Regions from separate parts of the Homo sapiens genome. Here all the other regions are linked to region 2. Evidence: read pairs that join two places in POLR2A ChIA-PET (ENCODE). Cell type or tissue: HepG2. All regions are shown on one strand. Each heading gives the region's core, and the rest is flanking DNA. Links, peaks and the distances in the headings are about the cores only. Region 1 has its middle 6.5 kb from the start of TYK2. Region 2 overlaps AP1M2 (adaptor related protein complex 1 subunit mu 2). Region 3 overlaps PDE4A (phosphodiesterase 4A). Region 4 overlaps CARM1 (coactivator associated arginine methyltransferase 1).

Region 1 (7,643 bases), core at 3,400-7,399, 190 kb before region 2:
CTCTCAGGTTCAAGCAATTCTCCTGCGTCAGCATCCCCGGTAGCTGGGATTACAGGCGTGCACCACCACGCCTGGCTAATTTTTGTATTTTTAATAGAGACAGGGTTTGGCCAGGTTGGCCATACTGGTCTCGAGCTCCTGACCTCAGGTGATCCACCCGCCTTGGCCTCCCAAAGTGCTGGGATTACAGATGTGAGCCACCGCGCCCAGCTGGGTTTCTCTTCTTTCTTTCTTTCTTTTTTTTTTTTTTTTTTTTTTTTTTGAGACAAGAATCTCGCTCTGTTGCCCAGGCTGGAGTGCAGTGCTGTGATCTCAATTCACTGCAGTCTCAACTTCCCAGATTCACCATTCACAATCTTCCACCTCAGCCTCCTGAGTAGCTGGGACTACAGATGTGCATCACGATGCCTGGGTAACTTTTTTTTTTTTGAGGCGGAGTCTTGCTCTGTTGCTAGGCTGAAGTGCAGTGGCACGATCTCGGCTCACTGTAATCCCTGCCTCCCAGGTTCTAGCGATTCTTCTGCCTCAGCCTCCAGAGAAGCTGGGATTACAGGCGTGTGCCACCACACCCAGCTAATTTTTTTGTATTTTTTAGTAGAGATGGGGTTTCACCATGTTGGCCAGGATGGCCTCAATCTCCTGACCTCATGATCCTCACGCCTCGGCCTCCCAAAGTGCTGGGATTACAGAAGTGAGCCACCGCGCCCAGCCGCCTGGCTAACTTTTGTGTGTGTGTATTTTTTATAGAAATGGGCTTCCACCAACCCCGTCTCTACTAAAAATACAAAAATTAGCCGGGTGTGTTGGTGGGTGCCTATAATCCCAGCTACTTGGGAAGCTGAGGCAGGTGAATCACTTGAACCTGGGAGGCGGAGTTTGCAGTGAGCTGAGATCGCGCCACTGCACTCTAGCCTGGGCGACAGAGTGAGACTCTATCTCAAAAAAAAAAAAAGGAAAAGAAATGGGTTTTCACCATGTTGCCCAGGCTGGTCTCAAACTACTGGGCTCAAGTGGTCCTCCCGCCTTGACCTCCCAAACTGCTGGGATTACAGGCGCATGCCACCACACCCGGCTAATTTTTTAGTATTTTTTAGTAGGGACGAGGTTTCACCATGTGGGCCAGGATGGCCTTGATCTCCTGACCTCGTGATCCTCCCGCCTTGGCCTCCCAAAGTGCTGGGAATACCGGTGTGAGCCACCTCGCCTGGCCGGCTGGCTAACTTTTGTGTGTGTGTAATTTTTTTAGAAATGGGTTTTCACTATGTTGCCCAGGCTGGTCTCAAACTACTGGGCTCAAACTGCTGGGCTCAAGTGGACCTCTGGCCTTGACCTCCCAAACTGCTGGGATTACAGGCATGAGCCACCGTGCCCAGCCCCTGGGAAGTTTCTTTGAGCACAAGTTCTATTGCCTGTCTGCGGTTCTAGGACCGCACCAGAAAGAGGTCCGTCTGGTTGTCTGCTAAGCCCTCAGTGCCTGAGATTGTGCATCCAGCCCAGTAGGTGGCTTAAGAAGCCACAGCTGGAGGGGAATGAATGGCCTGGGAGCCAGGAATCCCTGGCTGTTGTCCTGCCTGCTGCGGGAGGGCTGGCTGTGAGCTTCCTCTCTGTCGCCGCTTAGAGTACAGTACCTAGAAGCCAAGAGTGCCAGATTTTTCTTTTTCCTTTTTTCTTTTATTGAGAGAGGGAGTTTCGCTCTTGTTGCCCAGGCTGGAGTGCAATGGCACAATCTCGGCTCACCACAACCTCTGCCTCCTGGGTTAAAGCGATTCTCCTGCCTCAGCCTCCCAAGTAGCTGGGATTACAGGCATGCGCCACCACGCCCGGCTACTTTTTTGTATTTTTAGTAGAGATGGGGTTTCTCCATGTTGGTCAGGCTGGTCTTGAACTGCCGACCTCAGGTGATCCACCCACCTCGGCCTCCCAAAGTGCTGGGTAATACTGGTGTGAGACACCGTGCCCGGCCTAGAGAGTGCCAGATTTTTCAACAGCCATTGGGGCAATGCTCCGTGATTAGATGCTAGAACACAGTGGGCCGAGTGGGCCTGGGACCCGGTATTCCCCGCTCCCAAAGGAACTAGAAGGAAATGCCACATGAGGCGATTAATAATAACAATGCTAGTCATACTCCCAGTAACGATATCAATTCTAACAATGAGCTGGTGCGGTGGCTGGCACCTGTAATCCCAGCACTTTGAGAGACAGAGGCAGGAGGATCGCTTGAACCCAGGAGTCCCAGACCAGCCTGGGCAACATAGTGAAACCTCGTGTCTACAAAAAAAATTTAAAAATTAGCTGGGCATGGTGATACACGCCTGTAGTCCCAGCTACTAGGGAGGCTGGGGTGGGAGGATCGCTTGAGTCCACAGGTTGAGGTTGCAGTGAGCTGTGATCGCACCACTGCACTCCAGCCTGGGCAACCGAGCAAGACCCTATCAAATAAATAAATAAATAAATAAATAAATAAATAAATAAATAAAGCTGACATTTTCCCAGCCTGCACACTGGGGCCGAGCGTGGGTATTTAGCCATCTCTGGGTCTTCTCAGTTTCTTTCTTTTTTTTTTTTTTTTGAGATGGAGTCTCACTCTGTTGCCCAGGCTGGAGTGCAGCGGCGTGATCTCGGCTCATTGCAAGCTCCACCTCCCAGGTTCATGCCATTCTCCTGCTTCAGCCTCCCGAGTAGCTGGGACTACAGGTGCCCGCCACCACACCCGGCTAATTTTTTGTATTTTTAGTAGAGACGGGGTTTCACCAGGGTTAGCCAGGATGGTCTCGATCTCCTGACCTCGTGATCCGCCCGCCTCGGCCTCCCACAGTGCTGGGATTCCAGGCACCAGCCACTGCACCTGGCCTCTTCTCAGTTTCTTTGCAAGTGGTATCAGCACCCCCACTTGACAATTGAAGAAAAGAGGCTAAGGAGGCTGTTTTGCCAAGGCCTGGCGCCTCCTGCCCAAACTCAGACCTGGTCCATAAGGGAGGCCCCAGACCCCACATGTGACTAACAGGAGGGGGTTTCCCAGGACTGAGGGGGTTCCCCAATGGGGGGCTTTCCATGCTAAAATTGGGACAGTCCTGGGCAGGCCAGGACAGTTGGCCACGCCACTACGGCGGGTTTCTCAGAAGGAACAAAAGCTGGGGGCTTCCCCTGGCTCTGCAAGGGCTGCAGGGAGGGGCCTCCTCAGAGCCCCCTGGGACCTGGGAAAAGCCAAGAGTTGATGGATTAAAAGTAAAATACCTTTGTGTTTTCATGAGTGAGAAAGTTCAGGGAACAGCCAGTCTCCTCCTCAAAACAACCATGAGATGGATTTCCTGGGAAATCTTTTTTTTTTGAGACAGAGTTTTTCCTCTTGTCGCCCAGGCTGGAGTACAATGGCACGATCTTGGCTCACTGCAACCTCTGCCTCCTGGGTTCAAGGGATTCTCCTGCCTCAGCCTCCCGAGTAGCTGGGATTAGAGGCGCCTGCCACCACGCCCAGCTAATTTTTGTATTTTTTGTAGACACGGGGTTTCACCATCTTGGCCAGGCTGGTCTCGAACTCCTGACCTCAGGTGATCCACCCGCCTTGGCCTCCCAAAGTGCTGGGATTACAGGCATGAGGCTACCGCACTCAGCCTCCTGGGAATCTTTCCACAAAAATTCTACGCTCCTTTGGGCACGTGTGTGAACCTGTGTTCTCTAGAAAATTCTCAGGAGCAGCCCCAAATGGGACACTCGGTGCTGGCCTGAGAGGATACAGAGGAGTAACTTACACACATGAAGGCTGGCACCAGACGGGCTGAGTTCAAGCCCCAGCTCCATCACTGTGTGATCCTGGGCGGCCCCTTAACCCCACTGTGCCTCAGTTTCCTCCTCTGCAAGATGTGACTATTTAGTCCCAAACCCAGAGGCATGTCAGGGACATCAAATGAGTTAATACACTTCATTAGCCAGGTGTGGTGGTGCATGCCTGTACAGGAGGCTGAGGCAGGAGAATCGCTTGAACCTGGGAGATGGAGGTTGCAGTGAGCCGAGATCGTGCCACTGCATTTAAGCTTGGGCAACAGAGCAAGACTCGGTCTCAAAAAAAAAATAAATAAAAGGACTGGTGGTGGATAGCCAGATGCAGTGTGTGTCTCTTGGCTGTAATTTGAGCTACTCAGGAGGTTGAGGCAGGAGAATCACTTGAGCCCAGAGGTTAGAGGCTGCAGTGAGCTATGATTGTGCCACTGCACTCCAGCCTGGGTGACAGAGCCAGATCCCATCTCTTAAAAAAAAAAAAGGGGGGGGCCACACATGGTGGCTCATGTGTGTAATCCCAGCACTTCGGAAGGCCAAGGCGGGCAGTCCTCTTGAGGTCAGGAGTTTGAGACCAACCTGGCCAACATAGTGAAACCCTGTGTCTACAAAAAATACAAAAATTAGGCCGGGTGCGGTAGCTCACGCCTGTAATCCCAGTACTTTGGGAGGCTGAGGCAGGTGGATCATGAGGTCAGGAAATCAAACCCATCCTGGCTAACACAGCGAAACCCCGTCTCTACTAAAAATACATAAAAATTAGCCGGGCGTGGTGCCAGACGCCTGTAGTCCCAGCTACTCAGGAGGCTGAGGCAGGAGAATGGCGTGAGCTCGGGAGGCAGAGCTTGCAGTGAGCTGAGATCAGGCCACTGCACTCCAGCCTGGGCGACAGAGCAAGACTCCATCTCACAAAAAAAAAAAAAAAAAAAAAAAAAAAGGGCCGGGCACAGTGGCTCACACCTGTAATCCCAGCACTTTGGGAGGCCGAGGAGGGCAGATCACGAGATCAGGAGATCGAGACCACGGTGAAACCCCGTGTCTACTAAAAATACAAAAAATTAGCCGGGTGTGGTGGCGGGCGCCTGTAGTCCCAGCTACTCGGGAGGCTGAGGCAGGAGAATGGCGTGAACCCCGGAGGTGGAGCTTGCAGTGAGCCGAGATCATGCCACTGCACTCCAGCCTGGGCGACAGAGTGAGACTCTGTCTCAAAAAAAAAAAAAAAAAAAAGCCAGGTGTGGTGGAGTGCGCCTGTAATCCCAGCTACTTGGGAGGCTGAGGAGGGAGAATCCCTTGAAACTGGGAGGCAGAGGTTGCAGTGAGCCCGAGATCATGCGACTGCACTCCAGCCTGGGCGACAGAGTGAGACTCAGTCTCACAAAATACAAACAAAATCTTCAATAACAAGGAATGCAGTATTTTGAAAAACTGAAATTAACACCAAAATGTGTATGATGAACAAAAATTATTATTATTATTATTATTTTTGAGACGGAGTCTCACTCTGTTGTCCAGGCTGGAGTGCAGTGGCGCGATCTTGGCTCACTGCAACCTCTGCCTCCCGGGTTCAAGCGATTCTCCTGCCTCAGCTTCCCGAGTAGCTGGGATTACAGGCACGTGCCACCACGCCTGGCTAAGTTTTGTATTTTTTGTACAGACGGGGTTCCACCATGTTGGTCAGGCTGGTCGCGGACTCCTGACCTTGTGACCCGCCCTCCTCGGCCTCCCAAAGTGCTGGGATTACAGGCGTAAGCCACCGCGCCCCGCTCAAAAATTAAAATTTTTACTCGGCAGGGCACACTGGCCTGTAGTCCCAACACTTTGGGAAGCTGAGGCGAGCAGACTGCTTCAGCTCTGTTCAAATCCAGCCTGAACAACATGGAGAGAACCCTGTCTCTGAAAAATAAATAAATAAAAAGATCTTGGAAGGTGTCTGAGGCTCAATCAGGGTTCCAGGAGTCCCCCTGCAGCTCCTACCTGTCGTTCTCACTCATACAAAACACTAAGGAAAGTTACTAGATTTGCAGCTCACTCCTGCCCCCTGGTGGTGATCGGCTTGGGCACAACAGCATTCCAGGGGTTTTTATCCAATGCTTTTGCAAATGTTTCCTGAAGGTCCCCTTTCTGGCACTGTGTATGTTGCAAGAAAAAGTCCGTGCTCTGGTGGCACCCACAGTACATGGGAGGTGACAATACACAGGTCTGTGTGAAGAAAGGCATGTGAGGCAGGTTTGGTGGCTGAGCATGAGGGGAATTAAAGTAGGTCAAGGAGGGCCTCAGAGAAGTGGCATTGATCTGTGGTCTGAGTGACAAGCAGTCCCCTCAGAGATGATGTCCCCCAGGAGAGGTAGGCATAAGTCTACTGGATCGGAGGTATTTCATGTCTTAAACTGATGTGAACCTGGGTATTTATTGTACTTTGATCTTAGCTCACTGCAGCCTTGACCTCCCGGGCTCAAGCAATCCTCCTGCCTTAGCCTCCCAAGTATCTGTAACTACAGGTGCGCCCCACTGCGCCCAGCACTGTTTTTTTTTTTTGTTGTTGTTGTTGTTTTTGAGATAAGTCTTTGTCACCCAGGTTGGAGCGCAGTGGCGTGATCCTGGCTCACTGCAACCTCCACCTCTCAGGTTCAAGCAGTTCTCCTGCCTCAGCTTCCTGAGTAGCTGGGACTACAGGCACGTGCCACCATACCTGGCTAATTTTTGTGTTTTTAGTGCAGACTGGGTTTCACCATGTTAGCCAGGCTGGTCTTGAACTCCTGGGCTCAAGTGATCCTCCTGCCTCAGTCTCCCAAAGTGTTGGGATTACAGGTGTGAGCCACGCCTGGCCGTGCACTCTTCTTTAAGACTTTTCCTGTGGCAGAAATATTTTGTGACTTTTGAAGACGGCCAGCAAGTGCCAAGGTCCCCGTTCAGAGAATCTGAGTGCCAGGTGCCAGTTGTCTGAACCATTACCTCACTTGTCCCCCTCACTACGGCCTGAGGAGGGCACTAGCGCGACGACGTTAGCCCTAAGAGCAGGGACACTGAGGCTCAGCGCATCACCCAAAGCCACACGAAGAGAAATTTCAAGTGCTCAAGGGCCAGCATGGAGTTGGGGACAACAGGGCAGCGAGGCAACAGGCAGATGGTGCTGGGGGCCTGGTCAGTTGCAGGGAGGACTTCGGCTTCTGCTCCCAGGGAGGGGAGTCCTGCGAGGCTTTTGAGCAGAGGTGGGACATGCCCTGACCTGGGTGTTCACAGGTACCCTCTGGCTGCTGCCTGTTCAGGGGCTGACTTGTAGTGGGGAATGAGGAGGAGGCTGGGGCAGGAATTAGAGCCAGAGGCGATGGGGACCTGAAGGCCATAGGGACAAAAGGCAGTGGTCAGAATCAAGAATGTTTGGGGGGGTGGGGCCAAGTGCAGCGGCTCACACCTGTAATCCCAGCACTTTGGGAGGCCAAAGTGGGAGGATCACCTGAGGTCAGGAGTTCAAGACTAGTGTGGCCAATATGGTGAAACCCCATGTCTACTAAAAACACAAAAAATTAGCCGAGTGTGGTGGCGGGTGCCTATAATCCCAGCAGGAGGCTGAGGCAGGAGAATCACTTGAACCTGGGAGGTGGAGGTTGTAGTGATCCGAGATTCCACCACCGCACTCCAGCCTGGGTGATAGCTGGACTCTCAAAAAAAAAAAAAAAAAAAAATCTGTTTGGGGGCAGCGCTGGCCATAGGGTGGGGAGATATAGTCCATCCAGGATGCTGCTCCAAAAGGTTGTAGGAAGCTGGAAAGGTGTGGGGTGCGGGCAGGTGCGCCAGATCCACAAAACCCTAGGGAATGTGACTTGGTTTGCAGATCACTACTGCCCTCTGGTGGTGATCAGCTTGGGCCA
Region 2 (7,643 bases), core at 1,528-5,527:
CACAGGTACTGTAACCATAGAAACAAGGCAGTTTCCAGGCAGCAGATGGAGGTGCTATATGTTCAGCCCCTTCTCCAAACTCGCGACCACCCTAGAACTGACGCTGACAACTGTCCCTGCTTTTTTTTCCTTTTTTTTTTTTTTTTTTTTTGAGCCAGGGTCTCACTCTTGCCCAGGATGGAGTGCAGTGGTGCAATCACAGCTCACTACAGCCTCGACCTCCTGGGCTCAGGCGATCCTCCCACCTCAGCCTCCTGAGTTGCTGGGACTACAGGTGTGCACATCACACCTGGCTAATTTTTATATTTTTTGTAGTGAAGGGGTTTTGCTGTGTTGCCAAGGCTGGTCTGGAACTCCTGAGCTCAAGCGGTCCTCCCACCTCAGCCTCCCAAAGTGCTGGAATTACAGATGTGAGCCACCACACCCAGCCAACTGCCCCCATTTTAAAGACGTGCAAACCAAGGCCCAGGGTGCCATGACAAGAAGGGGCAGTTTGCTTTCTTTTTCATTTTTTGAGACAGGGTTTCTGTCGACCAGGCAGGAGTGCAGTGGCACGATCTCAGCTCACTGCAACCTCCACCTCCCGGGTTCAAGCAATTCTGCCTCAGCTTCCTGAGTAGCTTGGATTATAGGCATACACCACCACACCCGGCTAATTTTTGTATTTTTAGTAGAAACAGGGTTTCACCATGTTGGCCAGGTTGGTCTCGAACTCCCGGCCTCAAGAGATCCACCCGCCTTGGCCTCCCAAAGTGCTAGGATTACACACCTGAACCATCACACCTGACCCTTGTTGGTTTTCTGAGCCAGAATGTGGTGAAAGCCTCGAGTCCCTACCCACTGCCTTTCCCTCACCCCATTGTCCCCAGGAGCTGGGCTGCCTTACCGCCACTCTGGGTGATGTAGCGAACCCAGGGCAGGGCCTGGTAACCACTTTTCTCAATGATCTTCATGTATCGGACCTGGAAGGGAATGAAAAGAGGTGGTCCAGGATTGCAGGAGGGAGGAGGCCAGGGCCAGGGAGAAAGAGACGGCTTAGGCCAAGCGGCTATGTGGCACAGGCTGGGATCGATGAGGGGATATCACATGGTCTTAGGGGGATGAGGTGGCACAGGCAACGGAATGGTGAATGGCTTTGGAGGTGGAGAAGGGACAGAAGTGAACAAGCCGGTGGGGAACAAGGTGGCACAGGCCGGGGGAGAGGGAGCACAGGCTGTGGGCAGATAAAGGTAACATTGCTCTGGGAAAGACCAGGCAGCCTTCAGAGGAGTGTTGACACAGGCCAGGGGACTGAGGTGACTCGAGCCAAGGGACAGGAGAGAGGGGAACCCACCGAAGTCAAGGGGAGGATCCTCCCTGCCTGCTTCTCTCACCTGGATCCCAGAGACGGTGAAGTAGGGGATCTCAAACTTGACCCCGATGGGGGGCCGGCCCTCCACCTCTTCCTTTTCCACACTGGGGAGGCCAAAGTGGGCTCGCATCAAGTACTCCTTGCCCCCCTGAGGGAACATGGGGGCATCAGGTACACGAGGGTCCGCCTACCCTCCCGAGACCTTCCTTTCAGCAACCCCTGGAGTCAGATCTGCTCACAGCCCATTTCACAGACAGGAAAATAAAGGCTCCTTAGCCTGGGCAACATATTGAGATACCATGTCTACAAAAAGTTTAAAAATTAGCTGGGTGCGGTGGAACATGCCTGCAGTTTCAGCTACTTGGGAGGCTGAGGCAGGAAGATCCCTTGAGTCTGGGAGTTTGAGGCTGCAGTGAGCCATGATCTCACCACTGCACCCCAACCTGGGTGACAGAGACTCACCAGGGAAGATTCTGACTGCAAAACCCAATCAGGGTTTTTTTCTTTTTTTAACTACCATGTCCTGTTTTACAGGCACTGATGATCCACCTCTCCCAAGATCATGGGGACAAACCAAAACCTCTAGTAGCCAAGGGATGTGGGTCACCTCATCCTGCCCATTTCACAGACAGGCAAACTGAGCCTCCTTAAGTGGAAATGGGTTTCCCAAACCCACCCAGCTCAGCAAAGCAATAGTGAGGAAGGTGAACCCAGGGCTGGTTTCCTCAAGACATTGGCAGGGGGATATTTAAATCCACACACTTCCCGTCATGGAAGTTTACACGTCTGTGAAATAGACTGGCCTGGTTTCAAGCTTGATCACTTGCATACATACGTACCTCTCTGATTTACTTGTATTTCTTTTTTCTTTTTTTTTCTTTTTTTTTCTTTTTTTTTTTTTTTGAGATGGAGTCTTACTCTGTCGCCCAGGCTGGAGTGTAGTGGTGCGGTCTTGGCTCACTGCAAGCTCCGCCTCCCAGGTTCACGCCATTCTCCTGCCTCAGCCTCCCGGTAGCTGGGACTACAGGCGCCCGCCACCACGCCCAGCTAATTTTTTTTTTTTTTGTATTTTTAGTAGAGACGGGGTTTCACAGTGTTAGCCAGGATGGTCTCGATCTCCTGACCTCGTAATCTGCCCGCCTCAGCCTCCCAAAGTGCTGGGAATTACAGGCGTGAGCCACTGCGCCTGGCCTTGTATTTCTTTTTTCTAAGTTTTTTTTTTTTTCTTGAGACAGAGTTTCACTCTGTCACCCAGGCTGGAGTGCGGTGGCGTGATCTCAACTCACTGCAACCTCCGCCTCCCGGGTTCAAGTGATTCTCCTGCCTCAGCCTCCTGAGTAGCTGGTACTACAGGCGCACACCCCCATGCCCGGCTAATTTTTTTTTTTTTTTTTTTTTTGAAATGGAGTCTCGCTCTGTCACCCAGGCTGGAGTGCAGTGGCGTGATCTCTGCTCACTGCAAGCTCCACCTCCCGAGTTCAGGCCATTCTCCTGCCTCAGCCTCCCAAATAGCTGGGACTACAGGCGCCTGCAACCACGCCCGGCTAATTTTTTGTATTTTTAGTAGAGATGGGGTTTCACCATGTTAGCCAGGATGGTCTCGATCTCCTGACCTCGTGATCCGCCCACCTCGGCCTCCCAAAGTGCTGGGATTACAGGCGTGAGCCACCGTGCCCTGCCCTAATTTTTGTATTTTTAGTAGAGACGGGTTTTCACCATGTTGGCCAGGCTGGTCTTGAACTTCTGACCTCAGGTGATCTGCCCGCTTCAGCCTCCCAAAGTGCTGGGATTACAGGTATGAGCCACCATGTCTGGCCTTTTAATCTTTTTTTTTTTTTTTTGAGACGGAGTCTCGTTCTGTTGCCCAGGCTGGAGTGTGCAGTGGCACAATCTCAGCTCACTGCAACCTCTGCCTCCCGGGTTCAAGCAATTCTCCTGCCTCAGTGTCCCGAGTGGCTGGGATTACAGGCATGCGCCACCACACCCAGCTAATTTTTGTACTTTTACTAGAGACGGATGTTAGCCGTCTCTATGTTAGCCAGGCTGGGATTTCAGGCGTGAGCCACTGCGCCCAGCTCCTCTTAATATTTTTATAGAGGCAGGGTCTCACTGTGTTCCCCAGGCTGGTCTCCAGCTCCTGGGTTCAAGCGATCTGCCCGTGTCAGCCTCTCAAAGTACTGGCATTCCAGTCATGAGCCATCACACCTGACTGGGTCTCTGATTTGTTCTCTGCCTTGTTCTCATGGCTCCTGGGCAGCCCCCACACTACTCCAGTCCCCTCCACCCCCAGATCCCCCGCCAGTCCCTGGTACTTACCGGGAAAGACTTAATACTCCAAATCACGACGTTTCTCTCCGGCACATACTTGGCGCTGCCCACACTGGTCTTGAATCTGGGGGAGTCGGCATCGCTGGGTACAGGCACAGATATCTCCACACCGTTGGCCACTGACTGTTTCTTAAACTGCCCCTTGGCCTGTCAGGGGAGCGAGCATGGGGCACGAAGAATTCGCTTGCTCATCCTTCAAATATTTACCAAGCCCTTTTTTTTTTTTTTTTTTTTTTTTTTTTGAGACGGAGTCTCACTCTGTCGCCCAGGCTGGAGTGCAGTGGCGCGATCTCGGCTGGCTGTAAGCTCCGCCTCCCAGGTTCACGCCATTCTCCTACCTCAGCCTCCTGAGCAGCTGGGACTACAGGCACCCGCCAGCACGCCCAGCTAATTTTTTTTGTATTCTTAGTAGAGACGGGGTTTCAGCATGTTAGCCAGGATGTTCTCGATCTCCTGACCTCGTGATCCGCCCACCCCGGCCTCTCAAAGTGCTGGGATTACAGGCGTGAGCCACCATGCTTGGCCTTTTTTTTTTTTTTTTTTTTTAGACGGAGTCTCTCTCTGTCACCCAGGCTGGAGTGCAGTGGCACAATCTCCGCTCACGGCAACCTCCGCCTCCTGGGTTCAAGCAATTCTCCTGCCTCAGCCTCCCAAGTAGGTGGGATTACAGGCATGTGCCACCACGCCCTGCTAATTTTGTATTTTTAGTAGAGACAGCGTTTCTCCATGTTGGTCAGGCTGGTCTGGAACGCCTGACCTCAGGTGATCCTACTGCCTCCGCCTCCCAACATGCTGGGATTACAGGTATGAACCACTGCACCCAGCCTGAAGGGGTCATTTTGAATCAGGCAAAGGTGTATGGTGCTGTCCACATGGAAGGCACCAAGAACAGGGCTTCTCGAGCCTCATGGGTGTGGGCCTGAGTTCTAACAGTTGTTGGCTGTGTATCTGCAGGCAAATGCCTTAACTTCTGTGTGCCTCAGTTTCCTCATCTGTAAAATGGACAGGATAAGGGTCCCCACCTTAGGATTGTGGAGGCCTGGGCTGAGAGGGCATATGAAAGGCTTGTTGAAAAAAGCCGGGGGTGGTGGGCCACACCTGTAATCCCAGCACTTGGGGAGATGGAGGCAGGCGTGGCGGCAGGAGCCTGTAATCCCAGCTGCTCGGGAGGCTGAGGTAGGAGAATGGCATGAACCCAGGAGGCAGAGGTTGCGGTGAGCTGAGATCACACCACTGCACTCCAGCCCGAGTGACAGAGGGAGACTCTTTCTCAAAAAACAAACGAACAAACAAACAAAAAAACCCTTCAGTCCATCACAGGAGAGTTATTATTTTATTTGATAACAGATTTTTTTTTTCTTTTTTCTTTTTGGAGATGGGGTCTAGCTCTGTCATCCAGGCTAGAGTCCTTGTCTCACTACAACCTCCTCCTCCTGGACTCAAGCAATCCTCCCACCTCAGCCTCCCAACTAACTGGCACTACAGGCACTCACCACTTTACCAGGCTAATTTTTGTATTTTTTGTAGAAACAGGGTTTCGCCCTGTTGCCCAGGCTGGTCTCAAAGTCCTGGGCTTAAGTGATCTAACCACCCCGGCCTCCCAAAGTGCTGGGATTACAGGTGTGAGCCACCGCACCCACCCGAGATCATGCATTGTTAATAAGCATTCCCCCAAGGCCCACCTTGACCATGATCTCCACGCGGCTGTGGGAGAACTTCTCAATGACAGACTCAATCCAGATCAGTGGCTTGACCTGTGGGAAGAAGAAGGGGAGAGTTCTTGGAGACTCCATGTTGACTCTCTTCTTTTTTTTTTTTTTTTTTTCTTTCTTTGAGACAGAGTCTCGCTTCTTCGCCCAGGCTGAAGTGCCATGGCGTGATCTTGGCTCACTGCAACCTGCACCTCCTGGACTAAAGCAATTCTCGGCCGGGAGCGGTGGCTCACGCCTGTAATCCCAGCACTTTGGGAGGCCAAGGTGGGCGGATCACGAGGTCAGGAGATCGAGACCATCCTGGCTAACACGGCGAAACCCCGTCTCTACTAAAAATGCAAAAAATTAGCTGGACACGGTGGCATGCGCCTATAGTCCCAGCTACTCGGGACGCTGAGGCAGGAGAATGGCGTGAACCTGGGAGGCGGAGCTTGCAGTGAGCCGAGATAGCGCTACTGCACTCCAGCCTGGGTGAAAGAGCCAGACTCCGTCTCAAAAAAATAATAATAATAAAAATTAAAAAAAACAAATAAAGCAATTCTCCTGCCTCAGCCTCCCCAGTACCTGGGATTACAGCATGTGCCACCATGCCCAGCTAATTTTTGTATTTTTAGTAGAGACAGGGCTTCACCCTGTTGGCCAGGCTGGTCTCGAACTCCTGTCCTCAAGTGATCCACCCGACTCAGCCTCCAAAATTGTTGGGATTACAGGCGTGAGCCACTGCGCTGGGCCCAGGGTCGCTCTTCAGCCTACCCCAACCTACTCCACCCAGATGGGGCTGGACCCTGCCTCACCTGGGTGCTGAGGCGGTATGACATGAGCTCAAAGTCACCATCAGGCGGGATGAAGGAGATGGTGCGGTCGTTGTCAAAGCGAGAGAGCCGCACGCACTGGTGGAATTTTACATCCTCCAGCTCTACTGATTTGTTCTTGCTGCCTGAAACTCAGAGTGGAGAGTGGAGAGTGACCCTGGGAACCAGGAAAGGATCCCTATCCCCACCTTTCCTGCCGACCACTGTCACCTATTTCACATATGGGGAAACTGGGGCCCAGAGAGAATGAGCAAAAACTGGCACAGTAGAGCTGGAATCTGAACCTAGTATCTGTACAGGATCTGGCTTGGTTTTTTTTTTTTTTTTTTTTTTTTTGAGACAGAGTTTCACTCTTGTTGCCCAGACTGGAGTGCGATGGCACGTCTTGGCTCACCGCAACCTCCACCTCCCGAGTTCAAGCCATTCTCCTGCCTCAGCCTACTGAGTAGATAGGATTACAGGAATGTGCTACCACCCCCGGCTAATTTTGTATTTTTAGTAGAGACGGGGTTTCTCCATGTTGGTCAGGCTGGTCTCAAATTCCCAACCTCAGGTGATCCTCCCTCCTCGGCCTCCCAAAGTGCTGGGATTACAGGCGTGAGCCACTGTATACCCGGCAGTGTCTGGCTTTTAAATATGATGCTGAGGCCTGGCGTGGTGGCTCACGCCTGTAATCCCCGAACTATGGGAGGCTGAGATGGGCGGATCACAAGGTAAAGAGATCGAGACCATCCTGGCCAACATGGTGAAACCTCGTCTCCACTAAAAATACAAAAAAAATTAGCTGGGCGTGGTGGCTGGTGCCTATAGTCCCAGCTACTCAGGAGGCTGAGGCAGGAGAATAGCTTGAACCCAGGAGGCGGAGGTTGCAGTGAGCTGAGATCATGCCACTGCACTCCAGCCGGGTGACGGAGCGAGACTCCATCTTAAATCAATCAATCAGTCAATAAATAAGATGCTGAGCCAGGCACAGTAGTTCACACCTGTAATCCTAGCACTTTGGGAGGATTGCTTGAGGCCAGGAGTTTAGACCAGACTGGGCAACATAGCGAGACCCCCGTCTCTATAAAAAATTTAAAAAGTAGGTGGTCCATGCCTGTAGTCCCAGCTACTCGAGAGGCTGAGGTGGGAGGATCAGTTGAGCCTCGGAGGTCAAGGCTGCAATGAGCTATGATCACACCACTGCACTCCAGCCTGGGTGACAGAGCGAGACCCCATCCCAAAATAAATAAATAAATAAGATGCTATTCTGTCTCCTCCTCCCAGTAGGATGTCATCTCTGTAAGAACGCGGGTTTGTCTTTTTCTTCACTGCTGTGTCCTCAGAGCCTAAAACTGCACCTGGCACCCAATAGTCGCTCAATCATGAAACAGCCTTTGCAGTCAGCCAATGGCTGCAATACTGGCCGTGATCAGCAGATGGTGAGCGAGCGCTTATTTC
Region 3 (4,000 bases), core at 1-4,000, 120 kb before region 2:
GCTGCCCCTGACCGTGGGTCCTGTTGCTCACATCTTCCCAGGGACTCTGACTCTCAACTCCCCAAAGGTCACAGTCACCCTATCCAGGAACCCTCATGTTCCTGATGCCTCCAAACTCTGTGGGACCCCCAGCTTCTATAGAGCCCAACATCTGAAATCATCTGTGAGCTTAAAACCCTTCTAAACTTTAAAAAGCCTCCAAGCGCCGGGCGCGGTGGCTCACGCCTGTAATCCCAACACTTTGGGAGGCTGAGGCAGGCGGATCACTTGACATCAGCAGTTTGAGACCTGCCTGGCCAACATGGTGAAACCCCATCTCTACTAAAAATACAAAAAATTAGCCAGGCATGGTGGTGGGTGCCTGTAATCCCAGCAACTCAGGAGGCTCAGGCAGGAGAATCGCTTGAACCCAGGGGGTGGAGGTTGCAGTGAGCCGAGATCGCTCCATTGCACTCCAGCCTAGGCAACAAGAGTGAAACTCTTGTCTCAAAAAAAAAAAAAAAAATATTAGCCGGGCATGGTGGTGTGTGCTTGTAATCTCAGCTACTTGGGAGGCTGAGGCAAGAGAATCTCTTGAACTCAGGAGACAGAGGTTGCAGTGAGCCAAGATCACACCACTGCGTTCCAGCCTGGGCAATAGAGTGAGACTCCGTCTCAAAACAAACAAACAAACAAACACCTCTTTGTTTTAGCACTCACTTGAACCCGGGAGGCAGAGGTTGCAGTGAGCTGAGATCACGCCACTGCTGCACTCCAGCCTGGGCAACAGAGTGAGACTCTGTCTCAAAAAATAAACAAAAAAAAAAAGCCTCCAAGCTGAAAAGCCTCCTGAACTGAGTAGAACCCCAAATTCAATAGAATTTCCAAACTTGGATTGACTCCCTTCCAAACTCAGTAGACACACCCAAACTCAAGAGAGATGCCCAAACTCAGTAGAGTTCTCAAACTTAAGGGAAGTTCTGTGCTTCCGAGTCCACAAAAGGCCCCCCAACTTTAGCAACCTCCAAACTGAAAAACCCCCAAATTCAATAGGATCTCCAAACTTGGTATGACCCCCCCCCAATTCAGTAGACTCCCAAAATGTTAGAACCCTAATCTCTAGAAGATTATCAAGCTTAAGAACCTGTAAGAGGCAGGAAGAGGCAGCTCTTGCCTATAATCCCAGGACTTTGGGAGGCTGAGAAAAGAGGATCGCTTGAGCCCAGGAGTTCAAGACCAGCCTGGGCAACATAGTGAGAATCTGTCTCTACAAAAAAAATTAAAAACTAGGCCGGGCGCAGTGGCTCACGCCTGTAATCCCAGCATTTTGGAAGGCCGAGGTGGGCAGATCATGAGGTCAGGAGTTCAAGACCAGCCTGACCAACATGGTGAAACGCCATCTCTACTAAAAATACAAAAATTAGCTGCGCGTGTTGGCACACACCTGTAATCTCAGCTACTCAGGAGGCTGAGGCAGGAGAATTGCTTCAACCTGGGAGATGGAGGTTGCAGTGAGCTGAGATAGCGTCACTGCACTCCAGCCTGGGTGACAGAGTGAGACTCCATCTCAAAAAAAAAATAAATAAATAAATAAATAAATAGAATAAAAAACTAGTCGGGCATGGTGGCGTGTGCCTGTGGTCCCAGCTACCTGGGAGGCTGAGGCAGGAGGATCACTTGAGCCCAGGAGTTCGAGGCTGCAGTGAGACATGATTGCGCCACTGCACTCCAGCTTGTCTCAAAAAAACTAACACCTGTAAGATTCCTAATTCAATGGAACCCCAAATGCACCAGAATACCCCGATTTCACTGGAACCCTTAAGTTCATGGGTACCTCAAAACCCTCAAGCTAGAGATATTCCCCCAAACTCAGGATAATTTAATCCTCGCAGTTTATCACTACACTCCAAAGGCCCCCAAATTCGGGAACCGCCCAGACAAGCTCAAGAAAAGTGTTGGGGCTGGGTGCGGTGGCTCACGCCTGTAATCCCAGCACTTTGGGAGGCCGAGGCAGGCGGATCACTTGAGGTCAGGAGTTCAAGACCAGCCTGGCCAACATGATGAAACTCCATCTCTACTAAAAATGTAAAAATTAGCCGGGCGCGGTGGCGGGTGCCTGTAATCTCAGCTACTCGGGAGGCTGAGGTAGGAAAATCGCTTGAACCCGGGAGGTGGAGGCTACAGTGAGCCAGAGATCGTGCCACTGCACTCCAGCCTGGGCGACAGAGCGAGACTCTGTCTCAAGAAAAAAAGTGTTCGGTGTTTCCAGTACTCCCACCAGTGAGGGTGTGTCTCTGAGTTCTGAGGATCCACCCAATGGGAGCATAACATGTAAATGACCCGTATTAGGCCTTTTCATTGACTAGCTAGCTCCAGGTCACAATGGGTGACCTTGGCTCAGCTCTGGAAGCCCCTGAAAGCTCAGGAAAAGGGTTCCTGGGGCTGTCCCCCAGGCAGGCTGGTGCCAAGGTGGGCGGGGGGGGGGGGGGGCAGGGACATGGAGCCAGAGACCACCCTTCCCTCTCTCTTCCCAGTGATGCCACCCCCCACACCAGCACTCTTGGCCCCCATGCTGGGATCTTCCCCACCCAGAAAGGTTCCCTGGGTGTTCGGGGTAGGCAGCGGCTCTCCCTGGCATCCCCACCTCGCTTTCTGACTTCCCACACCACTCTCCATCCATATCTGATGATCAGACCGGGGCCATCCCAGAGCCCTGGGCCCCCACTCCAGCCCACCACCTCCTGGAAGATTTCCCACATCCCCTCTGGTTTCCTGACTCTGAGTAGCCAGCGGCATCACAGCTGAAAGGGTTCTGCCGTTTCGGGTGAGCCTTCCCCGTACGTGGTAGTGGGCTGAAGAATAAGGGAGCCTCCAGGGGTGGAAGGGTTGTTCACACTTGTTCCTGCTCCCCATCTTCTGCAGACAAACAGAATGAAGTGGAGATCCCATCACCCACGATGAAGGAACGAGAAAAACAGCAAGCGCCGCGACCAAGACCCTCCCAGCCGCCCCCGCCCCCTGTACCACACTTACAGCCCATGTCCCAAATCACAGGGTTGAAAAAGTTGATGCATAGTAACAGCCTGAACAACTCTAACATTCCCCGATTTGGGGTGAAGACCGATCAAGAAGAGCTCCTGGCCCAAGTGGGTGGGGGCTCAGTAGGGGCAGGGCTGGAGGGGGTGGTCTCCTGGGACCCTGAGAAGGACTGGGCATTGGGTTATGTCTTAGGCCAGGTTTCCCAGAAGCAGAGCTTGAGATGAGGGTTTGAGCCCATCTTGAGGCAAGCATGCTGGCTCTTTGTACCTCTGTATCATTCATTGCTTGGGGGCCGTCCCCAGGGCTGGACGTATCACCTCTTGCATGTAGCTCCTGTTGGGACTAGTCTTCTGGAAATGCAGGCAGCTGTGAGCCTTAGCAGGCAACACTCCCAGCTGCAGAGGGATTGGTGTACACAGCAGTGACGCTAATCCAGACTGTGCCCCCATAGTGTCCCCAACAGTCCAGACCGGTGTTTCACTCCTAGCTCTTCCAGGGGACAGCGGCAGTGGAAGTGATCCATCTTTGGTGGCTCACTCAGCTGAGGCTTATTGTAACCCTCTTTGAGCCACCTCCTCCAGTGAATCTTCCATTCAGTCACCTGGCCTTTAGTTATTTATTTTTATTTATTTATTTATTTTGAGATGGAGACTCGCTCTGTTGCCCAGGTTGGAGTGCAGTAGTGTGATCTCGGCTCAAGGCAACCTCCACCTCCTGGGTTCAAGCAATACTCCTGCCTCACCCTCCTGACTAGCCGGGACTAAAGGCCTGTGCCAGCACACCTGGCTAATTTTTGTATTTTTAGTAGAAATGGGGTTTCACCATGTTGACCAGGCTGGTCTCGAACTCCTGGCCTCAAGTGATCCACCCGCCTTAGCCTCACAAAGTGCTGGGATTGCAGGCGTGAGCCACTGCACCTGGCCAACTGGTGTTTATTAAGCAGCTACTATGTGCTGGCCCTTTTCTGAATTTTGGAGAGACA
Region 4 (7,643 bases), core at 2,201-6,200, 300 kb after region 2:
TCTCAAACTCCTGGGCTCAAGTGATCCTCCCTCCTTGGCCTCCCACAGTCCTGGAATTACAGGCATGAGCCACCGCACCGCCCTCTTTATCCTTAAGTAACATTGATATGGAGATAAAAAACATGGGTTCTTGGCCAGGCGTGGTGGCTCACACCTGTAATCCCAGCACTTTGAGAGGTTGAGGCAGGCGAATCACTTGAGGTCAGGAGGTTGAGACCAGCTTGGCCAACATGGCAAAATCTCGTCTCTGCTAAAAATGCAAAAATTAGCCAGGTGTGGTGGTACCTGCGACTGTAGTCCCAGCTACTCCGGAGGATGAGGTGGGAGGATCGCTTGAACCAGGGAAGCAGAGGTTACAGTGAGCTGAGATTGCACCACTGCATGTCAGCCTGGGTGACAGAGCAAGACCCTGTCTGAAAAAAAAAAAAAAAGCATGGGTTCTGGAGTTGGAGGTGATCAGTGCTGGGTGTATTAATTTCCCATGGCTGCAATAACAAATTATGACAGATTTTTGGTTTAAGACAACAGGAATGGATTCTCTCTCAGTTCATGGTCAGAAGTCTGAAATCATGGTACTGGCAGGGCCACAATCCCTGGAGAGGTTCTACAGGAAAATCCTTGCATCTTCCAGATTGCAGTGGATCCAGCTGTTGCTTGATTTGCAGCAGCGAAACCCAAGTCCCTGCGTCTGTCTTCACTCCTGTGTCTTGTGTCCTCTTTTTTCCTTTTTTTTTTAAAGTGAGATGGAGTCTCGCCGTGTTATAGGCTGGTCTCGAACTCCTAGGCTCAAGTGATCCTCCCACCTCAGCTGTTCTTTTCTTTTCTTTTTTTTTTTGAGACGGAGTCTGGCTCTGTCACCCAGGCTGAAGTGCAATTGCGCGATCTCCGCTTACTGCAAGCTCTGCCTCCTGGGTTCAGGCCATTCTCCTGCCTCAGCCTCCCGGGTAGCTGGGACTACAGGCGCCCGCCACCACGCCCGGCTAATTCTTTGTATTTTTAGTAGAGACGGGGTTTCACCGTGTTAGCCAGGATGGTCTCCATCTCCTGACCTCGTGATCTGCCCACCTTGGCCTCCCAAAGTGCTGGGATTACAGGCTTGAGCCACCGTGCCCGGCCCCAGCTGTTCTTTTCTTATAAGGACACTGGGCATTGGATTTAGGGCCCACTTTATATCTAGGATGATCTCATCTCAAGATCCTTATCTGCAAAGACCCTATTTCCTAATAAGGTCACCTTCACAGATTCCAGGGGTTACAACTTGGATGTCTGTCTTTTTTTTTTTTTTGAGATGGAATTTTGCCCAGGCTGGAGTGCAATGGCGTGATCTCGGCTCACTGCAACCTCTGCCTCCCGGGTTCGAGCGATTCGCCTGCTTTGGCCTCCCAAAGTCCTGGGATTACAGGGATTAGAGGCATGTGCCACCATGCCCGGTTAATTTTTTTTGTATTTTTAGTAGAGATGGGGTTTCTCCGTGTTGGTCAGGCTGGTCTCGAACTCCTGACCTCAGGTGATCCGCCCACCTTGGCCTCCTAAAGTGCTGGGATTACAGGTGTGAGCCACCGCCACCAGCCTCACATATGGCTAATTTTTAAGTTTCTTCTAGCGATGCGGTCTCACTATTTTGCCCAGGCTGGTCTTGAACTCCTGGGCTCAAGCAGTCCTCCTGCCTTGGCCTCCCAAAGTGCTAGGATTACAGACGTGAGCCACTGCGCCCGGCCAATAAATATTTATGTCCATGTTACTGACAGCAGTGTTCGTTGGTGTGGCATGGGAATGAGCTAGCTTTTCTAGGAGGAGCCCCCTATGCTCCAGGGCTGCCCCGCTGTCTTGGCTCACCGGCCATGGGAGGGAGTCCTGGGCCATGATCTGTACCTAACATAGGAGGCCCAGGAGAGGCACGTGGGGAGGACTTCCAGCCCTGTTCCTTGACGTCTGCACCCTCCAGGGGAAGGATGACAGCTGCAGAAGGGCCTGTCTCTGTCACTCTGTAGTGAACAGTTACTTCTTGCCATCTGAAGTCACCCTGGCCTACGTCCATGAGATTGGCCAAATGGCAACTACCAACACCAGGCCATTTTCCCTGTGCAGAGGGGGAGGCCCTTTGGCGTGGGCTTCCTGGGCTTGAGGAAGCTTTGGCATGGCCTCTGGAGTTCCTGGGCATAGGCTGCCCTCCCTTGGAAAGGAGGCAGTTTCTCAGGGAGGGGTGCCGGGAAAGAGAACAGAACAAACTCTCACTTCCCCAGCCCTGTGGCGCTCTTTCTGGAAATGACTGTGTCACTTTTCTTTCTTGGTCAGCACGAGTCAGTGTGGCCAGTGCTTTAGACTCTCCCATCCCCTTGGCTCAGAAGCTTACACAGCAGCATGGGCTCCGTCAGGGGCTAAACTTCAGTTTGTGAGGGGCATGCCATGGGGTGGAAAGTTCAGAGAAAAACCCTTTGTCCAAAGAAGGTGAAGAATGGCCTGCTGTCACCGAACCAGGGGCCCTTGTGACTTCCTTTGGTTACACTCCTGGGATCCCCCTGACAGCTGGGGCAGGGGTATAGAAGAGCTTGTTATGTGCCCCATCTTTAGGACATCTCGGTGTCAAGCTGGAGTGACAACAGGGAAAGTTAGTAACCCCAGAAAGGCATTTGTGTTTCAGCGGTGCCTGCGTGTGGCTAATGGATACCGTCATTTATTGAGCATTTATCCCGTACCAGACTGTGCATAAACTTGTGTTGACTCAAAATGCTTGACCTTGGGGGCAGCTAGGGAAAGGGCAGTGATATAAATTAGGCCTATGGGCCACATTGAGCCTGTGGCCTATTTTTATCTGTGTTTGTATTTTATTAGTGAGACAGAGTCTCACTGTGTTGCCCAGGCTGGAGTGCAATGGCATGGTCTTGGCTCACTGTAACCTCCACCTCCCAGGTTCAAGTGATTCTCATGCCTCACCCTCCTGAGTAGCTGGGATTACAGGCCTGTGCCACCACCCTGGCTAATTTTTGTATTTTTAGTAGAGACAGGGTTTCACCATCTTGGCCAGGCTGGCCTCGAACTCCTGACCTCAAATAATCTGCCTGCCTCAGCCTCCCAAAATGCTGGGATTACAGGTGCGAGCCACCGCACCCAGCCTGTGTTTTATTATTTATTTATTTTGAGATGGAATCTCGCTCTGTTGCCCAGGCTGGAATGCAGTGGCGCAATCTCGGCTCACTGCAACCTCTGCCTCCCAGGTTCAAGCGATTCTCCTGTCTCAGCCTCCCGAGTAGCTGGGATTACAGGCACATGCCGCCATGCCCAGCTAATTTTTTGTATTTTAGTAGCTCACTGCAGCCTCTAACTCCTGGGCTCAAGTGATCCTCTGGCCTCATCCTCCCAAGTAGCTGGGACTACAAGCACATGTCACCACCCTTGGCTAATTTAAGCAATTTTTTTAGAGACAGAGTCTTGCTGTGTTTCCCAGGCTGGCCCCAAACCCCTGGCCTCAAACCATCCTCCTCCTGCCTGAGCCTCAGAAGTAGCTGGGATTATAGTCACGAACCGCTGGGCCCGGTGTGGCCTATTTTTGTACAGACAAAGCTAAGAAAGGCTTTTACAGTTTTTGAGAGATTGATTAGGGAAAAAAACTAAAACCCAATCCACAAACAACAATAATCAGTTGAGACCACAGTGTCCTGCAAAACCTGAAATATTTACTCACTGGCCCGAGGCAGGGGAAGCTTGTAGACCCCTGGGATAAATGAATGAGGCAGGCAGGAGTTGGGGTCTGTGGGGAGTTTGGCCCCAGCCAAAAGAGAAACCAAAAAATCCTCAGGCCGAATAGAGCATACTTCTGAATTGTGTGAGCCCCTTGTGCCAATTGTGGCGCTTACTGTATGTTACCACTTACTCTGAAAAGAGTTCTGTGAGGTCAGAGATACCAACCCCAATTTACTGGTGGAAAAACAGAAATGAAAGAACTTGACTGGCCAAAGTGATGTGGTTGGCAGGCAGCAGAGATGGCTTTGGCATTCTGGGTGACTGGATGCCCACCTTAAATGCATATATAAGTGGTTCAGTGACATTTATCTGTTCATCACAAAGACCCAAAGTAGCAGAGGCTTAATTAAACACGATGGCATTTTATTTTTTGTGCTCTAATGCTAAAGTGTGAAGATTGTCAGGTGCCAAAGTCTCCTGGGCTCTTGGAAGTTCCCAGATCCAGGTCCTCCCCCCGGCTTTTTTTTTTTTTTTGAGATGGTGTCTCGCTCTGTTGCCCAGGGGCTGCAGTGCAGTGGTGTGATCTCAGCTCACTGCATCCTCTGCCTCCCGGGTTCAAGCGATTCTCCTGCCTCAGCCTCCCAAGTATCTGGGACTACAGGCGTGTGCCACCACGGCTGGCTAATTTTTGTATTTTTAGTAGAGACGGGGTATCGCCACGTTGGCCAGGCTGTTCTCAAACTCCTGACCTCAGGTGATCCACCCGCCTCGGCCTCCCAAAGTGCTGGGATTACAGGCCACTGCCCCAGGCTGATCCTCCACCATTCTTAAGGTGAGGTCTTGTCCTCAGGTTTCAGCATGACTGCTGGAGTCCCGCCATTACACCCTGGCTTCCAGACAGCAGGACAGAGGAAGGGACAAAGGAGAAAGGGTGCAAAGGTCACATCCAGGTGTTTGTTAAGAAAGGTTCCCGGTAGCTGATGCAAGGTGCTTCAGCTTTCATTTTGTTGGCTAGAATGTAGTCACATGATCACTGCCAGCTGCAAGGGATGCTGGGAAATGTAGTTTTCAATCTGAGCGGCCATGTGCTCAGCTGAATTTAGGGTTCCAGTTTCCATGGACAAAGAGAGAACATACAGGGAGTCACCTTGGCCACAGTGGGTAGGATCTGGACCTGGCCAGAATGTTGGGAAGGACGTTTCTGGGTTATGGAGAGGTGCTCCAGTGGGCCAGGGCTGGAGACAGCCACCTGGCTTGGAGCACAGGGTCCCCTGTGAGGAGTGGAGGGGCTAAAAGTGGAAACAGGGCTGGGTTGGAATCGAGGATTTTTTTGGTTTTTTTGGAGATGAATTCTCGCCCTGTCACCCAGGCTGGAGCACAGTGGCTCAATGTCATCTCACTGCAACCTCTAGCCTCCCAGGTTCAAGTCATTCTCCTGCATCAGACTCCCAAGTAGCTAGGATTATAAGTGCGTGCAACCACACCCAGATAATTTTTGTATTTTTAGTAGATACGGGGGTCTCACCCTTTTGGCCAGGCTGGTCTTGAACTCCTGACCTCAAGTGATCCATCTGCCTTGGCCTCCCAAAGTCCTAGGATTACCGGCATGAGTCACCGCACCCAGCCTCAGGTGAAATCTTAATGGAAGGTGTCCAGTGCTGTGAGCAGCTCCTGGTCACCAAGCACTGGCCCTCTGTGTAGGGGGTCTGGATGAGATGGGTGGGCAAGGCCTTTCAACAGAAGCTGGAGTGTGGTGTGAACTTGCTAATGACTTTGAGATGCCAAGCCTCACACACCTCAGACCAGGTTGGATTTAGCAGGTGGAGAGGCTCAGGAAGACCTCTGTGGCAGGTGTGTCTCCTTTCTGCGGAAACCTGCTGCTTCTAAGGTCTGCTGGAGAACCTGGGAGGTGGTGAGTTTGCAAAGACATCCAGGGAAGCAGCCACTTAAGCGAGGGCAGGATGGAGGGGCCCACCTGGGCCACACCTGGCTGCTTGAGGTGGCGAGTTGAGGCTGGGAGGGGTTTCCATCAGTTCCATCAGCTCAGAGCTAGGATTTTTTTTTCTTCTTTTTTTGAGACAGGGTCTTGCTGTGTCACCCAGGCTGGAGTGCAGTGACACGATCATAGCTCATTGCAGCCTTGAACACCCAGGCTCAAGGGATTCTCCCTCCCTCAGCCTCTCTACAGGCTGGGACCACAGGCGCACATCACCATGCCTGGCTAATTTTTTTTTTTTTTTTTTTTTGTAGAGACAGGGTCTCACTATGTTGCTCAGGCGGATGTGGAACTCCTGGGCTCAAGCGATTCTCCTACCTTGGCCCCCAAAGTGCTGGGATTACAGGTGTGAGTCATGGCAGCCACGGCTCCAGAGCTCGGGTTCTTAATCTGGTCTGTGGATGGCCCCTGGGGGCGGTCCCATGAGCCCCTCACAATTGGACACAGTTTTGCAAAGGGGTAAAAGGACAAGAATCGGTAGCTGTGACTGTGGATGAGCCTCTGAGCTTCACTTTCCCTCCCTGAAAGGGGGTGACAGTGGCACCTCCCTGGAGGTTTTCGTGGAGGGGAGGAAACACATGTAAAATACTTCACCCCAGTTGGGCACAGAGGCTCATGCCTGTAATCCCAGGTTTTGGGAGGCCGAGGCAGCAGGGCGGTTTGAGTCCAGGAATTTACAACCAGCCCGGGAAACACAGTGAAACTGTATCTCTTAAAAAATAATTTAAAAAAATTAGCCGGCATGGTGGCACATGCCTCTAGTCCCAGCTATTCCAGAGGCTGAGGCGGGAGGATTGCTTGAGCCCAGAAGCTTGAGGCTACATTGAGCCATAATCGTACCACTGCACTCCATCCCGGGAAACAGGGCAAGACCTTGTCTCTAAAAAAAAATGCTTCTTGCTTGATGACTTGTGATATATGAAAAGGAAGAAAGAAAAGAAAAGCTTTGCCCTGTGTGCCTGGCCCGAAGTAAGTGCTCCATAAATTGGCCGTGGTGTAGCTGTGGATTCTCTGCACATTTTTCTGTGCAGAACCTCCCCTGATTTCGGTCAGCTTCTCAGAAGGATCTGTGACTGAAAAAGGGTACCAGTTCCTGGAGGACAGCACCTGATTGGGGAGTGGAGTCTGCCCTGGCTGGTAAGGGATTGGGGGCTCTCTGCGCAGGGCCAGGACATCTCTCCAGGGACAGGCGAGAAGCTTTGAAAGGGCAGGAAGGAGAGGGCAGCAAGGTCAGATGCCGTGAGAGGTCAGAGTGAGAGCCAAGGGGCGGTCACTGGATTTCTGAGCAGGAGGTCACAGGTGACCTCAGAGAGCAGTCCCCTGGAGGGCTGGGGTGGGGGAGGGGCCAGCCAGATGGCAGGTCTTGGGGGAGGTGACAGTGGAGCTGCAGAGAGAGCAGGGGGGACGGTGACCTTTCCCAGCCCACTGAGACCCACTCTTTCATTCATTCAGCCAGAAACAGGCAGCGAAAGTGGACTCGCCGTCTCCATAGTGCGGTAGCTCCCATCCAGCCAGCTTGAAATGGTCAGCAGAAATTCACCAAGCGTCTGCTGTGCACCAGTTACTGTTTTAGGAGCCCAGGGATGTGGTGACACCCGAGATAAACACAAGGTCCCACATTTGCAGGCCTGGGGACATTGTCTGAGGAGCGCTAAATCAGCAATCACTTAAAACAAGCTGAGGGGCTCCAGGATGCTGGGGGAGGGGCTCTGCTTAGAGGGAGGCTGAGGGCAGAGTCGTGCTTGTGGTAAGAGCTCTAGCAGGGGCCAGCTGGCAAGTCCTGATCCACTCCTTAGCATCCCGGTGACCACTTTGTGCCTCAGTTTCCTTGGCTGTCAGTTGTGGATCTTGACATCGTCTACCCTAGAGGGTTGTTGTGAGTGGCGAGCTGATAGAAGTAAAGTGCTTAAAATAGCGTCTGGCACTGCAGGAGGGAAGACCTCCTCTGGGAATGAACTTGTGGGCC

The links. Peaks named below come from ENCODE experiments on the same cell type or tissue, not always from the same donor. Only the 100,000 strongest peaks of a DNase experiment are listed, where the experiment ranks them.
Region 1: POLR2A ChIA-PET joins it to region 2 with 7 read pairs; 6 of 35 experiments call an interaction of 5 or more read pairs at or near these places.
Region 3: POLR2A ChIA-PET joins it to region 2 with 5 read pairs; 5 of 35 experiments call an interaction of 5 or more read pairs at or near these places.
Region 4: POLR2A ChIA-PET joins it to region 2 with 5 read pairs; 1 of 35 experiments calls an interaction of 5 or more read pairs at or near these places.

What each region holds. Positions count from the first base shown.
Region 1 is chr19:10,383,247-10,390,889 of GRCh38, forward strand. No RefSeq gene overlaps it. Among named protein-coding and RNA genes, the nearest start is that of TYK2, 6.5 kb to the left of the region's middle. RefSeq lists enhancers at 2,817-3,206, 3,287-3,346, 5,509-6,009, 5,589-5,648. In HepG2, for the core only: a CTCF peak has its summit at 5,810 (motif pointing left); a DNase peak (open chromatin) is centred at 5,825.
Region 2 is chr19:10,573,531-10,581,173 of GRCh38, forward strand. It overlaps AP1M2 (adaptor related protein complex 1 subunit mu 2), which reads right to left. Exons shown (of 12, transcript NM_005498.5): 7 at 6,186-6,328; 8 at 5,362-5,433; 9 at 3,668-3,826; 10 at 1,374-1,499; 11 at 887-962. Among named protein-coding and RNA genes, the nearest start is that of CDKN2D, 8.4 kb to the left of the region's middle. In HepG2, for the core only: no CTCF peak of the experiment used is centred there; a DNase peak (open chromatin) is centred at 3,851; H3K4me3 peaks cover 1,016 bases.
Region 3 is chr19:10,454,978-10,458,977 of GRCh38, forward strand. PDE4A (phosphodiesterase 4A) reads left to right here. Exons shown (of 15, transcript NM_001111307.2): 8 at 2,902-3,125. Among named protein-coding and RNA genes, the nearest start is that of PDE4A, 36 kb to the left of the region's middle. In HepG2, for the core only: no CTCF peak of the experiment used is centred there; no DNase peak of the experiment used is centred there.
Region 4 is chr19:10,874,608-10,882,250 of GRCh38, forward strand. All of the region lies in intron 1 of CARM1 (coactivator associated arginine methyltransferase 1), which reads left to right. Among named protein-coding and RNA genes, the nearest start is that of CARM1, 6.9 kb to the left of the region's middle. RefSeq lists enhancers at 1-193, 194-694, 2,344-2,573, 4,381-5,223, 6,065-6,907 and 2 more. In HepG2, for the core only: no CTCF peak of the experiment used is centred there; a DNase peak (open chromatin) is centred at 4,654.